3 separate regions of the Homo sapiens genome follow, and all the other regions are linked to region 2. Evidence: chromatin contacts called from ENCODE Hi-C or POLR2A ChIA-PET data. All regions are on one chromosome and are shown on one strand. The core of a region is the stretch at or near the end of the contact, and the rest is flanking DNA. Distances in the headings are between cores, read along the strand shown. Region 1 overlaps JARID2 (jumonji and AT-rich interaction domain containing 2). Region 2 has its middle 180 kb from the start of JARID2-DT. Region 3 overlaps JARID2 (jumonji and AT-rich interaction domain containing 2).

What was found. A loop is a pair of places that touch in the nucleus more often than their neighbours do. ChIA-PET counts read pairs that join two places held with the same protein, here RNA polymerase II (POLR2A).
Region 1: a map of IMR-90 shows a loop between it and region 2 (2.6-fold over the local background). The contact joins two enhancer-like sites. A Hi-C loop is called at or near these places in 2 of 168 maps with a recorded cell type or tissue (IMR-90 and left cardiac atrium) and 1 of 37 single-sample maps with no recorded cell type.
Region 3: a map of vagina shows a loop between it and region 2 (7-fold over the local background). The contact joins two enhancer-like sites. A Hi-C loop is called at or near these places in 1 of 168 maps with a recorded cell type or tissue (vagina). POLR2A ChIA-PET finds 5 or more read pairs at or near these places in 3 of 52 experiments (B cell, PC-9 and activated T-cell).

Annotation. Positions count from the first base shown.
Region 1 is chr6:15,471,786-15,475,352 of GRCh38, reverse strand. All of the region lies in intron 5 of JARID2 (jumonji and AT-rich interaction domain containing 2), which reads right to left. Among named protein-coding and RNA genes, the nearest start is that of DTNBP1-AS1, 73 kb to the left of the region's middle. RefSeq lists an enhancer at 717-1,916. Within about 2 kb of position 1,517, at least 7 of the 41 ENCODE cell types and tissues checked have a DNase peak (open chromatin) inside an H3K27ac peak, as active enhancers do; they include IMR-90, where a contact is called at or near this core.
Region 2 is chr6:15,064,730-15,068,604 of GRCh38, reverse strand. No RefSeq gene overlaps it. Among named protein-coding and RNA genes, the nearest start is that of JARID2-DT, 180 kb to the left of the region's middle. RefSeq lists an enhancer at 1,158-2,357. Within about 2 kb of position 1,569, at least 15 of the 41 ENCODE cell types and tissues checked have a DNase peak (open chromatin) inside an H3K27ac peak, as active enhancers do; they include IMR-90, where a contact is called at or near this core.
Region 3 is chr6:15,339,187-15,343,023 of GRCh38, reverse strand. The region is part of intron 1 of JARID2 (jumonji and AT-rich interaction domain containing 2); the gene reads right to left. Among named protein-coding and RNA genes, the nearest start is that of JARID2-AS1, 92 kb to the right of the region's middle. Within about 2 kb of position 2,228, at least 5 of the 41 ENCODE cell types and tissues checked have a DNase peak (open chromatin) inside an H3K27ac peak, as active enhancers do.

The DNA.
Region 1 (3,567 bases), core at 268-2,767, 410 kb before region 2:
TAACCTCTTTTCTGACAGCACCTGCACCTGCAGAGCTCCAAGCTTCATTAGATTTGCAAGGCACTGGTGCCTGATTGCCTTTTTATTGCAAGGAACCCTCTATAGGAAGATCTGTTTCATTTTATATTATGTCACATTTAAATAAATACTCCCTTTGATGACTGATGGATACTCATAATGAAATCCCATTATAAGAAATTTCTAGGAATTCCGCTCTAAACTTACAGAGAAATGGACCTCAGTGAAATTTTGCAGGAAAGAACTTTTAGCTGCCATGGGAACTGTTGCCAACATTTGATCTGTATTTATTACACATGAAAACAAAGCTCTAGGTGATCCCAGCAGTCTGACCACTTGGAGGATTCTTGTGTAAACGACTGGTGTCAACCGGGATTATTACTGACTTTCAGCAACTCAGCCTTTGCTTGGAGGATGCAACAGTACACCAGTTTTCCTAAGGGTTATAAAAGAATGAAGAAAACAAAGTATAGATAGCAATGTAAATGGGGTTGAAGACACGGTGGGATATAAAAGTTTTAATCTGGACAAGTCACTATTATCTCAGGGAAAGAAGAATGGATTACAGGGACAAAATTTTAGTTGGGAACCTTCACCCAGCTGAATAGTGATCTTGGAAATGTCATTTTCCTTGAACATATAACAATGGCTGGCATCCACCATTAGAGATCTGAATGGCTCTACTGCTGCCCATGATACAGCCTCATTGTTTCCTTATGCTGGGATATAAATGAATCAATGACTGGACAAATTAATGCTAATCTACTCTATCATGCTGATTTCACAGAAGTAGAAATTAAGAATCAGAGAAGCTAAGTAAATACCTTGCCCAAGAACACACAAGCTAACGAGTAGCTAAAAAAAAAAAAAAAAAGGCATGCAACTAAGTTCCTGATGACTGTTCGATGGTGGCAAAGACATTCCTAAGAAATGAACAGACAAAAATGACAACAAATATGCATATTGAGCAACATGGCATTACAGTGTAATTTTAATCATCTAGAAATGGTTGAGGAAGTAGCAATGTTGGGCATGAGAATATTCCACAGCTGAGAATATTTAATTTTGAAAGACTGCTACACTTAGGTTTTTATCAATTTTGGATGAGATGATCAATAATTTCCTTCTCTACTGTTGAAAATAGTAACTTCAGAAATACTCTTAGGTTCAATTAGCACCTCTTGCCTGAGGGATTACTCCCAATATCACAAGTGTTTCCTTTAATAAACTGACGTCAGTTTGTTTCCTTGTCATCTGCCTTGATATAAAAGCGGATGTGAAATAGACTGGGGAAGGCAGCACAGCTAGCCAGCTACTGAGAGCTCAGTGTTCTTCTACAGTACTGCCTGAACCTGAGGCTGACATTAGCTTTCTTCAAAGCTGACTTTGGTTTCACGAAACCACCATGTTCCCCCGGGTCATTTGAAATCGGAGGAGCATTCCAAGTGGCCTGTATATTACTAAGCTGGCTTTATTCCATTCCCTCCACTGGCGTCATAAGGAAGCACTGACATCCTGTGGATTGTTACTCTTTGGCTTCCAAGGCCATTCAAGCCATGTGGCAACAGCAGGAAGGACTCTGCAGAGACCTATATCCCAGGTAGTGGCTTGTGGGGATTTTTTCTTTTCATATGACTTCACAAAAGACTTGGTACTCGGATGCCTACAAAGGGACAACAAATACATAAAACCCATAAATATACACAAAAACTACAAAATGTCTTAATGGAGCCCCAACGATCACACCACCCCCCTCTTAAGGACCTTGGTATATGGGTGTGAGGTGGGTGGCAGGACACAAAGCGGGGGGGGGGGGGGGGCACGCACATCAGAAGACAAGGGAGACAAGTCACCCAGGTAGCATCACCAAGTGACAGGGAATGACAAAGATGAATGAGACACTGAAACCTGTTTCATCAGGAGAAACACACGTAAAGACCTGAATGTCTTCTGACGTTTCTGACAGATGTGCCAGGAGACATCATCTCCCATTAGCTCCTTGTGGGTAGATCCTATTGCCGTGTTCATCTGTGCTATCTTTCAGAGCGCTTACGTCAGCACAGGGGCTTACATTTTTCTCATTTATACAGAAGTTAATCTTATTTGATTTAGGAGAGAAAAGGTAACTCCATAAATGGTTAATATCATTCACCACTGTTAACATGGCAAAGATTCTATGATTATGTTTCAGCACTTATCACAATAAAATGAGTTTGAGCTCTCTCCAAATCCTCCACAAATACAGCAATTTCGGGAACATGTAAATATGAAATCTTTCCTAACACGGGTATTCACATTTGCTAAAAACTCACAAATTCTGTAGGAAAAATTCTAGTGGAGTTGGTTTCGTGCTTGTCTCTTTGACTTGCACAGGAAATGGAATTTTTCTGACCAGGTTAAGATCTAAAAAATGCCCAGGCATAGCAATAGAAAGAAAACCTCAGACTAAATAAGATTCAAACTTCCCTATGACGCTGCTGAAGAGCAATGAATTAAATTGCAGAGGGACATGCCCAGGAAGTGAGTGCCTGCTCAGGAACGGGCAGGCCTAACACAGACTGAACAGGGAAATGGCTGGTGACTCTGGACAACAGAATGGGACAGCAAGAAGGACTGCAGTCTGGACAGATCTAAATACAGGTCTCTTGGGCCTGCAACAATCCCCCCACCAAACTTCCCCTGAAGTTCAGGTGCAGGCAAACAGACTGCACAGCCCCATGGCTTCTCCCAAGATGGTAGTTCTGGGACTCTGCTGGGTTGAAATCAAAGAAAACCCATTCACAATTCAAATACGACATAATCAAAATGGTAGACACTTGGAGGTTGGGGGCAGGCCTAATCACAGATGACATCAATCTAATTAAAATTATAAGCCAGCTGCTCAGGGATGTGAGAAAGGCCTTTCAGTTTGGTTATCTACAAGTCTCAGAAAAGGAAGCACAGAAAGGTTTGTACATTTCAGTGAAGTTAGTCCCCTTACTAAGCTCAGCTGGTTTGGGTATGCTTCCTGCAGCTCCTCTATCTGATGCTGTGACTCTATTGTAAAAGAAAGGATGACAGAAGAGACAGGGCGGAAGAGGGACAGCAAGGAGGGCAAGGGCACAACTCAGAAACAGCAGTAGGAGGTGGGTGTGTCGGTGCTTACCCAAGACCACTCATTCCACCTAGTCTTCCCAGCCTGGAGCCAGGATTCACACTATCCTACCAGCCCCTCACCGAGAGACATCAAAATTCATGAGGGGACAAAAAAATCCCAACACTGTTCCTGGAAATATCTGAATTAACAGGCATTAAATTTTTAATTTTAAAATTAAAAAAATTTTTAAATAAAATTTTAAATTTTAAACAATAAAAAATGAAAAAGTAGAATCTCCTAAGATTTTTGAAACTCAGAAGTTCATCTGTGTAAATGCACAGAGATATGTATCTATAGATAGTTACACTTTCCTTGACTCCTAGTGGCAATGACAGTGGTCAATGTAGAATCATTATGCCCTCCTTTAGGTGAGAGCTCAGCCTATCCCTTCACCCTCATTCCATCCCCTTCTT
Region 2 (3,875 bases), core at 320-2,819:
AGAGTCCATATTTCCAATGTGGCCTCAAATATATATAGTGACATTTGAAATGAAATATATTAAACTTAACAAAAAAGAGACAAACTCCTTTAATTCACCTTAAGTTGGGAAAAAGAATCAGAACCAGTGTATCAGTTAGGCAGCTTTCAGTTTTAACAACAGCTCAAATTGATTTACACAATAAATGGAACATAAACAGGCACGGTGGCTCAAGCCTGTAATTCCAACACTTTGGGAGGCCAAAGCAGGCGCATCACCTGAGGCCAGGAGTTCAAGACCAACCTGGCCAACATGGTGAAACCCCATCTCTACTAAAAATACAAAAATTAGCCAGGCGTGGTGGTGTATGCCTGTAGTCCCAGCTACTGGGGCAGCTGAGGTGGGAGAACTGCTTGAACCCAGGAGGTGGAGGCTGCAGTGAGCCGACATCGCTGCATTCCAGCCTGGGCGACTGAGCAAGAATCTGTTGCTAAATAAAGAAATGAATGAGCTGGGCGCAGTGGCTCATGCCTATAATCCCAGCACTTTGGGAGGCCAAGGCTGGTGGATCATGAGGTCAGGAGATCGAGACCATCCTGGCTAACACAGTGAATCCCCATCTCTATTAAAAATACAGAAAAATGGGGCCGGGCACGGTGGCTCATGCCTGTAATCCCAGCACTTTGGGGGGCCGAGACGGGCGGATCACGAGGTCAGGAGATCAAGACCATCCTGGCTAACACGGTGAAACCCCGTCTCTACTAAAAATACAAAAAAATTATCTGGGCACGGTGTCGGGCACCTATAGTCCCAGCTACTCGGGAGGCTGAGGCAGGAGAATGGTGTGAACCCGGGAGGTGGAGCTTGCAGTGAGCCGAGATCGCTCCACTGCACTCCAGCCTGGGCGACAGAGCGAGACTCTGTCTCAAAAAAAAAAAAAATACAAAAAAATACAAAAAAATTAGCTGGGCATGGTGGCGGGAGCCTGTAATCCCAGCTACTCAGGAGGCTGAGGCAGGAGAATCGCTTGAACCGAGGAGAAGAACTTGCAGTGAGCCGAGATCGCGCCACTGCACTCCAGCCTGGGCAGGAGAGTGAGACTCCCTCTCTAAAGAAAGAAATGAATGAATGAATGAATGAATGGATGGGTGGAATATATTGGCTTGCATCTACTGGAAAACCCAGAGCTAGGGCAGGCTTCTTGTAGCTCAGGGATGTCTCCGAAGATCCTGTTTCTCTCATTCTCTCCTCTCTGCCTTTGGTGGCTCTGCTCCATCCCCGCTCATCTCAGGGTCACAAGATGGCTGCCGGTAACTCCTGGACTACATGCTCCCTGTTGATATGTGTTGACAAAGGAGTCACTCAAAGACTAGGAAACTTCCTTCCTGAAGTCCCCAGCAATGTCTGCTTGTTGACCTAATCCAGTCTCTGGCTAGGGGAAAGGAATAGGCTGATCGGCTTCCTCTGTATCATATACCTCAGTCCTGGCGTTGACCCTCAATGACCAACAGAGACCAGGGCCTGCAGGAAAGGGAAGGGGAAATGACGCTGGGAACGGACCGCATTCAAAGTTTAACTGCAGCAGCTTACAGGTTCTTGATGGCGGATTCCTCACAGACTTCCCAGAAACATTGCGCATGGCGGTTGAGAGAAAAGGGTCAGTGAGAGGGGAACGGAGAGAAAGAGAACAGAAATCACACTGTAGGCACACGTTGTCAGGATTTAGCAATAATTCTCTAACCAACCCAAAGTGTCCGTGGGTGGAAAGTTGAAAATCATGTCCTGACAAAGCTGGCTGAGTCATCCCTACCCTCCAAGGCCTTCTTCCTCCTCCCTATTTATAGGACACTCTTCCAAGCCGCTGAGAGCTTCACCCTCTATTTAATTTTTCTTATGTTTATCTGACACTCTAGCCGTGGGCTAGTACCTCCCCACACAATGAGGGGTGGATCCTCCCAGAAGAACCTCCTTTAGGAGACCACCATTGCACTTAGTTCTCAACAGTGAGGGGATTGGCCTGGGATGATCTTTAAGCAGTCTCAGCCTCATTTATTCGACTTCATTCATTCGTTCGTTCATTCACTCACTCATTTTGCAAGTATTTATTGAGTGCCTATCACGTGCCAAGCATTATTCTATGCACTGGGTTGACAGAATTAAATAAAACTCTCAAAGTCTCCATCAACGGGAGCTTTCATAATAGAGGAGAAGATAGGAATCAAAAAAATATATTTACACTATAAAGTTAGGAAATGATAAATGCTATGAAGAAAAATAAAACAGGATTAGGAGCAGAGAATGTGGGCGAGGGGTTATTGACTGTGTTAAGGTGGTAAGGGAGGTCCTTCCTGAGGAAGAACCAACACACACAACCTCACAGTGACAGAGAAGAATCCCTGAATAATTAATTCATTAACTGATTGAATAGACCCAGAGCTGGGGACTCCCTCAGCCCTTTTCCCAGAAGAAGGCCTGTTTAGTTCAGTCCAGATTAAGTATAAACTCTTTGGTCTCCAAAAGAGGGATGAAACAAGCCATTCTACCTTAAAATTGAAAGGGCAAAAATGCAGAGGAGTAAGTATATAAATACTAGCTTGCCTTTAAATTCTTTGCACATTTGCAGAGAGCTTTATGAGTGGAGGGGTGGTCCTTAGAGTAAATCTGCCTTTTGGCAAATGAGCATTTTCTCCAAATGGGCCCAGATGGACTATCTTCCCCTCACTCGAGGGCTGGTTGGTGACGCCCATGTGGATGCAGGGGATGAAAGCACCAATTTGACCCAGGCATTCTTTGACCTACATGTTTATGTGGGGATTAGGAGTAGAATGAGTTGTCACTGAAAATATGTGCTTTGTGTATTTAGAAGATAAGTATTTTTTTTTATTGCTAATTAGTGTTGGGCTCACACACATTTGTCATGTTGCTATGTCAGATTCATTTGTCCTTTCAAACCCAACTGCCTTAATTAATCTTTCTCCATCCACTCTCTGTTACAGTCCGGCTATAACTCAGACTGCTGGGCTCTACCCTAATGGGATTTCTACTCAGGAAACCTTGAATTTTAAAGCTAAATCTGGTGTTCAAGAACATCTCATTGGGTCCATCCAAGCCCTAGCGTCACCCTGCCATAGTGAACTCCTGAAATGGGGAAATAGGTGAATTGTCTTGCTCACATTTTCTAAGACTTGGCCTTGGTGTCATTTTTTTTCCATGAAGCATTTCCTAAATCCACCCAAGAATTGCAGAACCCTACTTTCTTGGCACTCACAGAAGAAAGACCTTTACCTGTAGATTTCAGTGTCTCTGTTTTAGTTGGAATTTTATTGCAAATGCTTGTGATATGGTTTGGCTTTGTGTCCTCACCCAAATCTCATCTTGAATTGTAAAACCCACGTGTCGAGGAAGGGACCTGGTGGGAGGTGATTGGATCATGGGGGAGGTCACCCTCATGCTGTTCTCGTGACAGTTGATAGTGAATGGGCTCACACCTGGCCAAGTACTTAATAATTTTATCAAATCTCATCCGACTTATATGTTTCTTAAAAGACAAGTGGAATCCAACCCCAATAGAAAAACCTAACTGACGGTAAATCTAGAAAATTCTGGTAAATCTGGTAAATGCTGGTAAATCTTAGAAAATTCTTTTTTTTTTTTTTTTGAGGCGGAGTCTCACTCTTTTGCCCAGGCTGGAGTGCAGTGGCGCAATCTTGGCTCACTGCAAGCAAGCTCCGCCTCCGGGGTTCACGCCATTCTCCTGCCTCAGCCTCCCAAGTAGCTGGGACAACAGGCGCCCACCACCACACCCGGCTAATTTTTTGTATTTTTAGTAGAGACGGGGTTTCACTGTGTTAGCCTGGATGGTCTCGATCTCCTGACCTCGTGATCCGCCTGCCTCG
Region 3 (3,837 bases), core at 979-3,478, 270 kb before region 2:
TCCTGACCTCAGGTAACCCGCCCAAAACACTGGATACCACAAAATGTCTTGGCCTCCCAAAATGTTGGGATTACAGGCGTGAGCCACTGCTCCAGGCCTAACCGTCACTATTTTACTTCCCAAGGACTCAGTAAAGGCGTCTTCAATCAAAGCACCTCAGTAATAATTTCCTAACTTAGTACTAGTACTAAACACCTAAATTATGGGTAAGTAACGACACAAAATAACGAGGTGGGAAAAGGTCAAGATGCATAATAATGTTCACTTTGAAGAAGAAGCTAGTTGAATAATTTTATGGAAAATTTTGCCAGTATAAACCACAAATTTTTCTATAATTTTAACAAACTAGAAAAGTTAATAGAACTTAATAGAATACCCCCCATTAAAAATGTGTATATTCTGAATAAGCAATTCACTCCTTTTTATCATAAGGAGTTAATTATGAAGGTGCACTAAGCTCACTACTTTGTTACTTTCAACAGCACAGAATTAGATCAAACTAATTCTAATTAGTTTGAATTAGATACCCCAATGCTAGGTAGGTGCTAATAAATTCTAGGAGGCAATGCAGGACAGTGACTGGGCTGACAAACCTGGAGCATCCAACCACCCTAGTTGGACAGTATTTAGTGTCTGCTCTGCCCCAGGTTTCCACCCTTGTGGGGGTAGTCCCAGAGGCTAAATGGGCACAATGGGTGGGGAGAGGGATCACACTGCATACTGCCTGGGAGACAATAGATGTTTACAGTAAGTCGCACAGAGGCCAAGTGGAGAGATTGTGGCGATTCAACTCAGCTGCCCAGTGGAACATTCTCCACCCAATTACAAGGAAAGATGCAGAAAATTATTTAAAAGCCAGACTTTGAGAGACTGAGCATGTGCAATGCTGCTCCGGGGATTGTTTCTGTTTTGTTTCTCGATGTTTTACCCAACTTGGTGAAGAAAAAGAAAAGAAAAATGGATACCACAAAATGGTAATAATTATCACTGTGTGGTATAAATGCTGTCCCCCCCCTTTTTATTTTAGCAGAAAGCCCAAATGTTCTAAGATAAAAATATATTGCTCTTGTAAATCAAATACAAAATAGGGTATGGAACTGTACTCAACAGGACTTAAATAGGATTGAAATAATGAAAGAATATTCACTCTTCTTTCTACAGTTTGAGTCATGATCAGTATCACACACCCTCCCATAATATTAAACTATGTCATTTCATTTGTTTAAACATTTATTGAGTCTATCAATGCAGATACTATGTCATCTTGCCCTTAAGCGGGCACTACTCTAAACTCTGCCTTTCATCGATTTCTCTTTGCCATTTACTAACAATAAAGACTAAACCCACAATAGGTGGCAAACTTACTTGGCACCTCTTCAGTCACTGCTAGAGTACAGTATTACCCCCCACCAAGAAATTTTATATACAAATATAAATTATTCTGATGACAAAACAGAAGGTCCAGTCAATGAAGTGTGGGAAGCCTTGTTGAAGCATGACTCAGTACCTATAATATGGCAGGGTCATGACGGGTAGGCAAGGTTGCTGGCACATGCCTATCTTACCCTGGAGGCTGGGGCCTGCCCTAGAAACTTTGTCTACTTTCCTGTGTGTTGCAGAGAAGCTGAAAGCCCCTCTGCTTCTAGACCTTACATTTGCTGTTTCCAAGTAAAATCATAAGTATACATAAGAAAACTTTTTAAATATCTTCCACTCAAATGTGGAAGAGTAAAAAAGAACATATGGGAGGGAAAAACATTTATGTAAACAGTAGGTACATGAAGCAAGAAAAAATGGGCTGGGCAGCAGGCATTATTTCTGCATGAATTTTTTATACTTTTCCATCAGCTAGGAAACATCTCAAAACTGCACAGAAGAACCCATCAAAAAATTTTATGTAACAGTGAAAATAACACTTTTTCTAACATCACATGGGCAGGAAGGAGAGCGTGGGTATAAAAGAAAAGACTTCCTTTTGAATACAGTCTCTTTTGTTTCACTTCTTTTTAAAAGAGATAACTGTCCTTGGATATAGAAAGTGTATTAGCACCGCTTCCTGCTTCGAGGTGGTCAGGTCTTTGACCAGGTTTAAATTACTATGCAGAGAAAGACTCATCCCTTCCCAAGACACAGCTTGGAGGCAAACATCGTAATCCCATAGCTGACTTCAGGACTTCAGATAGGTCATAAGGCCAACTGAGTGTTATCTAAAACTATCTTACATTCACACTCACATTTTTCCCACTAAAGAGGAACGAGACACATTTCTGACCAGCAAACGACCAAGTAGGATTGAAATAAAGATCACGGCCTCAGCTTCATAAATCTAACTCTACCATCATGGCTATAAATGGGGCACAATACAGAACACCAGCAGGGCTCCTAAGTCCTAGGAATGAATGAATAAAAGTCTGCCCCAATATATTGTTTCATATATATCACCTCATGGGTTTCTCCAATATCCATCCACTACAAAGACCAGCCAAAGCAAGATGAGAGTAGTCTTTATAAACCTGAAGGTTGGCATATCTAGTCAAGGAATCACAACTACTTTTCATTAGCACCAAACTGGTTGTTCATAACTACTCCCAGGTAGTAAAATCCACACCCAACTAATGACAAAGTATCAAAAGTACAATGATGTCGCACAAGTCACAGATTGAGAATCAGGCTCAGAAATCAGCCCATTATTGTACCTGCTGTATGACCTCACTGGACATCAGCTTCCTTCATTTGTAAAGTAAGAATGAAAGAAGGTGCACACAAATTGGAAAGGCCATGCTCAGCACTTCAAAGGCACCCCAAATTACTTGGCCCTTGTTCTTTAATAACTTTATAGACACAGCCCATTAGAACATGGCATCTGAGGCCGGGTGCAGTGGACAAAAATACAAATGTCAGTCGGGCATGGTGGCATGCACCTGTAATCCCAGCTACTGAGGAGGCTGAGGTGGGAGAATTGCATGAACCCGGGAGTCAGAGGTTGCAGTGAGACAAGATCACACCACTGCACTGCAGCCTGGGCAGCAAGGCAAGACTCCAATTCAAAAAAAAAAAATTAATGCCAAAGATCATAGAGATAAGAAGTGAAATATACTAACAGCAACATTGTCCTCTGAGTTTTTTCTCCCTGGTGAAAGAAATGAAACCTTGTATGGGAGCAGATAAACTTTAGAAGAGAGCTAACTGGGCCAGGCATGGTGGCTCACGCCTGTAATCCCACCACTTTGGGAGGCCGACGAGGGCACATCACCTGAGGTTGGGAGTTCGAGACCAGCCTGACCAACATGGTGAAACCCTGTCTCCACTAAAAATACAAAATTAGCTGGGTGTGGAGGCACATGCCTGTAATCCCAGCTACTCAGGAGGCTGAGGCAGGAGAATCGCTTGAACCCAGGAGGCAGAGGTTGCGGTGAGCCGAGATCGCACCATTGCACTCCGGCCTGGGTAACAAGAGCGAAACTCTCTTAAGGAAAAAAAAAAAAGCAGGGCGGGTGGGGCGGGAGAGATAACTGTTCTTGCCCTATCTTTAGCAGTTAAGAGGTGCACCCTGGGAATACCTGCATCTTCTCTCTTTTTTATAAGAGACTGAGGTAGCCACTTTCCAGAGGTCCTCTAATGTAATTTCTGGTCCCAGGGCCAGTTTTTGCAACTTCCTCCTGATATCAGGGGCTGCCTGAGTAATATATTTATCCTTTAGGATTAGCTGTCCCTTGGCTGAATCAGGAGATAGGGAGGTGTGCTTTACTAAGGCCTCTCTTAGCCTTTCCAGGGAGGCAGTGGGATTTTCTCCAAATCCCTGGTCAATCATGGACAACTTAGTATAATTGAGAGGCC